Regions from separate parts of the Mus musculus genome. Here region 2 is linked to region 1. A link is a loop called in an ENCODE intact Hi-C map of the cell type or tissue named here. Cell type or tissue: heart. All regions are shown on one strand.

What was found. Hi-C counts contacts between places; a loop is a spot of excess contacts. Peaks named below come from ENCODE experiments on the same cell type or tissue, not always from the same donor. Only the 100,000 strongest peaks of a DNase experiment are listed, where the experiment ranks them.
Region 2: it touches region 1 in a loop (2.2-fold over the local background); 8 of 42 quality-filtered maps call a loop at or near these places.

Annotation. Positions count from the first base shown.
Region 1 is chr17:87,445,986-87,448,485 of GRCm38, forward strand. Calm2 (calmodulin 2) reads right to left here and starts at 950. Exons shown (of 6, transcript NM_007589.5): 1 at 808-950. The coding sequence starts at 810. In heart, a CTCF peak has its summit at 1,306; DNase peaks (open chromatin) are centred at 126, 926 and 1,226; H3K4me3 peaks cover 1,997 bases; H3K27ac peaks cover 2,337 bases.
Region 2 is chr17:87,334,362-87,336,861 of GRCm38, forward strand. It overlaps Ttc7 (tetratricopeptide repeat domain 7), which reads left to right. Exons shown (of 20, transcript NM_028639.3): 11 at 1-10. Among named protein-coding and RNA genes, the nearest start is that of Gm52284, 29 kb to the left of the region's middle. In heart, a CTCF peak has its summit at 1,564 (motif pointing right); a DNase peak (open chromatin) is centred at 950.

The DNA of each region.
Region 1 (2,500 bases):
AAAAGAAAAAAAAATTAATCATCCAGTCTGGGTAGCGGAAGCCAGCACCAGATGGAGTGAACAAGCAGCAGCAGCAGCAGCCCTGCGCGGAGGGGGAGGGGGGACTGCTGGGGTCCCCTCCCCCGCCCATCCCCGCAGCGCCGCGGGCCGCCCAGACCTCCGCAGTCCTGCAGGTGCCAGCGCAGCAGCTGGGGCGCGAGCCGAGCCGAGCCGCGTAGGGCGGCGGCTCGGGGCCCCGCGCGCTCACCCCACCCGACCCCCGCGGCGGGGGTCCCCGCACGGGCTGGACCCACGGGGCGCGCCCCCGGCCCGGCCCGGCCCGGCCTCGCGGGGATGCGGGCTAACGGCGCCCGCTCGCCTCGGGGCCCCGCGCTCCTCCCCACCCCACCCCCCGCGCATGGCGGCCGGGCGGACAAAGGCGCTTCCTGGCGCCCGCGCTCGCTCGGCGGTGGCCGTTGGCGGTTTGAATCCGGCCCCCGGGGCTGACCTTTGGCGCCGCCTCGGCCGCAGCCCCTCCTGCTCTGCTCTCTCGACCGAGCCCACGGCCCCGCACCCCAGATCCATCCTCCCCCGGCCAAGCCCCGCAGCGGTCCCCCGACTCATCTAAAAGGGAACCCAAGAGGACAGGGGTGGGGGACACCTGCGACACAAGTGTCGCGGGGGGCCTCCTGGCTTTTTTTTTTTTTTTTTTTTGGTGCCGTCCCTCTGGCGAGGACAGTTCTGAGAGGGGAGGTCCCCTCTTTAGTCAATCCGCTTCAGCATCTTTCCCCGACCCGCGGGGCGCCGGCCGCTCAGCTACGCACTCACCATGCTGCAAGGGCTACGGGTTTCCGAGACGCGACCAGACAACCGCTCGACTCGCTCGCTCCACTCGGACTAATTCTCCTCCTCCGCCCCCAGCTCCTCATAAACACCTCCCTCCGCCTCCCTCCGCCAGATCCCTCCGCCTCATCCAGATAACGGAACCTAGCGAACGAGTCCCGGCCAGCCCCCGCCCCCTCCCCCCCCCCAACTCTCCGGGAGACCCCCTTTCTCCGCAGTCACTGGGCAGACACGCAAGAGAGAAAGGGGAGCAGGGGGACGGATGACGTAAGTGGGTTCCACTCCCAGGCAAGCCGTTAAAAGGCCGGGGGAACCGCGCCTGGCAGGAGCTACTTTGCGGCGCGGAGGAGCACCGCGGTGGCGGTCGACCAGGCGAACCTCGTTGAGCTTGCTGCTGATTGGCTGATTTGTACCTGCAATGCGTCACTTTCTCTCGCAGCCGGAACGCGGTTGCGGCTTCTGCCGTTGCTTGCTCGCGCCGCGCTGTCCTGGCAACTGCGCCAGGCGGCAGCGTGGCTCTCTCTGCGCTCGGCTGGAGGACCTTCTTCCACCCGTCCTGCCTGCCACAGACACACGCACACACTCACCTTCCCGCCCCGTATGGAGGTGCTGCTGACAAAAACAACACGGGCCAAAACAAAAAATAAATAAAACTGAAGGACACCCCCCCCCCCCAGTAAACACCCACCCAGCGCGCCCAGCTTCTCAGCGTTGCTGCATAGGGAGGCCGGTCGTTTTTCATTACACGGTGCCGAACCCATGCAGCTCAGCTGACAAGCTAATCAAAAAAGGGGCTTCCGTTTATGCCTACCCTTCGCTTCTCTTTCCTAGCAGTAATTTATCAGAAAGCTACTCAAACCCACTGTATCCGAGAGTGTGTGCTGTCGGTCTCCCCAAGGAGCCCCTCTGAAATTAGAAGCCCAAAGTAGACAACCAGAAAAGGATGATGGGGGTTAGAGAGGAAAATAAGGATTCCATCCTCAAAATACAGTGCCCAGAGAAGATTGATGGAACAGCCACGGCCCAGAGAGAATTAGGAAGATGGCGAAGGCAGAAAGAACTTCCCAGTTGAAAAAGCACCACCATGCAAACCCTCAAACCGTGGAGAGCAATCACTTTGTAAAAAGCAAGGCAAGATGAAACCTCAACTTCAGAAAGAAGCCTGCCTTCAGGATAGTTTCCCCGTTCAGCAAGAACATTTCGGTGCTAACAGCTATATGCACCCACTCGGAGAGTCCATTTTAACCTCCTTTACCTAAGTTAGACATCCCTCACACCTTTAAACATATCTTTTAATGAAGCCAGAGCTGGGCCCTCTTTCAGTCATGGAAACCAGACATTAAGCGGCCTTCTAATTAGCACTAACAAAGCTGACACCCTTTCGAACGAATGCCCACTCGATGGGAATACCAAACCAAACCAAACCTCAGATTTCTGTTTCTATTATCCTTGCCAATGTGGTGCCCTGATAATACTGAAAGGGAGGAGAGCTAATTAACCTTACCCCACAAATGAGATAAATATCATTATTTGGGAATATTACTTTAAAATGGGCACCTCCAGCCAAGAATCTGACGCCACCGTTCCGTTCCAGTGCACTACATTCTGGTAAATTCAAAGTTTTTCCAAGATATACCTCAGAAATTTGTCTGTGACTCCTCCTCAGATCTTCAGATGG
Region 2 (2,500 bases), 110 kb before region 1:
CCTGCATTGGGTGAGTGCCACGTGAGATGAGGGTATGGTGGGCAGAGCCCAGGTTTGGTGACCTCCTGGGGAGGACGCTAGCAAGTGGGAATGATGTGGGGGTGTTTGTAGTAGAAGACAGGGTGCCACCTTTGTGTAGGGACAGGAGGCCCCACTAGCCTCTGTCTTGACAGCATAGCTAGCCCCAGTTTCCCAACTGGTATCTGATTGTGGTTCAACTTTGAAATGTGATCTTCAGAGAGTCAAACAGATGGGAAGTAGGAGGGATGGGGGTGGCAGGTAAGACCTCAGAGTTACCTAGACCCACCTAGAGGTAGACCAGAAAAGAGGCTGCAGATGACTTCATAAGTATAAAGAAGGGAGGGGCCGAAGTCAACTCTAGCCTGAGACAAAATAAAGATGGCCTCCTTGTAGCTCCGTCTTTGTTCTTACTGAACCCCTAGAATTTCCTGGATCCTGCTGTCTGCTCAGCTGATGGCCTTTACTGGGGGGACTCTTGAAAGTATCCCCAAAAGGTCAGTAGCTTGAAGCAGTGAGAACACAGAGGGCCTTGGGTCCTGAGCCCAGGTCTTTGATGGGCTCAGACCCAGGACACTGGACCCTAGAGAGTGCCACTCCGACTTGTAACTGTCCAGATATTCTTCCCTTTGGTCCCAGTCAGCTTCCTGGTGTGAGGGAGAGCCCGTTCTCTATACTCTGAGTGACACAGAGCAAGTTCATCATCCCTCACACCTGTCATCTGGTACCCCCACATATCCTCTCCAGCAGGCTAGGGAGCCCCCATTCTTTCCTCTGCATTTAGAATCCAAAGCAAGCGCCCACTCTGCTGTGGGTGGTGTGCAGCTGCAGGCTGCAAGGGTGCCGGCTGCAGAGTCCCGGGCCGAATCCTTGCAGCCAAGGGTGCTGGGAGCTGAAGGCGTGGGGGACTGAGTCACCCGACGCCCAGCTCTGACTCCTCATCCCGGGCTGAGAGGGAACCTTGGGTTCATCCCTTAGATGAAGCCTAAAATACCCATGTCTCTGGGAGCAGGGCTGCGGAGGGCACATGTGATCCCTGAGCTGCCAGCTCCGAGGAGCCGTGAGGCCACCAAAGGCGGCCCTTGCCAGGAAGCCCTAAATTTAGGTCTTCCCACCATGGAGGAGCCGTTTCCCTCCGCAGCATAATTATAGTGATTATGTGCATTCAGATTACATGGTAATAAAATTAGGATCAAATCAGTCCAAATTGAAATCAGATGAGTTAGGAGCAAAGTAATCAATGACAACATAAATAGAAAAGCCCGAAAGGAAGCTTACACATGGAGACTTGTCACCAGAAAATGGGAGGAAGGCGGGCTGTTCCCGGAGACTGAGAATAGTCTGAGTGTTGGCTGTAGGAAGGCTCTCTTTAGGGGAGTAGGGATAAGGCCGAGCTGGGCAGCCTTCCTGACTGGGATGCTTCATCTGGACATCTCCCACCCCCTCTTCTTTTATTACAGTTAGTTTTCATTTGTTTTTGCTCTATGTGGCTGTTTTTCCTTCCTGTATGTATGTCTGTGCACTGTGTGTGCAATGCCCACAGAAGCCAGAAGGGGGCGTTAGGTCCTCTGGGACTGGAGTTAGAGATGGTTGTGCACCACCATGTGGGTGCTAAGAATTTAACCTAGCTCTTCTAGAAGAACAGTCAGTGCTCTTAACTGCTGAGCCACCTTCTGAGCCCCACTTTGGACCTCTTAGAGTCTGGTTTATACTCACCTTGGGCATGGGTTGAACTGAGGTATGCTTCTCTGGGGCAAAACTCTGTTGTTTCTGAGGCCAATGAGTGATGCTGGTGAGTATCTGGGCCCCTGCCCTGCAGGAACCTGGTCTCTTCACTGTGGCCTTTGCCTAGTGTTTCCAATTACGTACCTTCTGCACTTGCTTTGCCTTGCTTTCTGGCCACAAGGCAAATTTGGGGCGCAGATAAAACAGAAGATGTAGACGTTTTCTTGATTCCCTTCAAACACATTTAAAAATGATTTAATTTTAAAAGTTGGAACCTCTTCAGGAGACATAGAGGACAGGGCATGCGTGTATACTGCATGCCACACAGACAGCAGAAGAGGTTGTGAAGTAGGATGCGGTTTATAATATGTGCCTCACGTGGTCTGCATGCCCCGAGCAAGCAGAAGAGGTACTGGAAAGGAAGAGCACGGGCTATGGGAAACAAGTCTGTTAGTCGCCTGCTCACTAGCTTGTGGGACTTAGAGGGGTGATTCTCTGCGTGTGAGTGCCTCAGTTCCCTCGTCTACAGTCTGGGAGCTGGTGTGCCCACTAATTGGGTAGCTGTGATCCACAGGAGATGGTGTCTGTGTATGGCACATTGCAAGTGTACGACAGATGGTTACCACTGTCGTTTACGGCACTGGGAAAGGACATGGCTTTCCTTTTCCTTTCCTTTCCAAGTCCAGGGGCATGGGTCGTTCACGAAGCATGGAAGCACACTGGCTCTCTTGCCACTGCTTTGTCTTAAGTTTGAAAG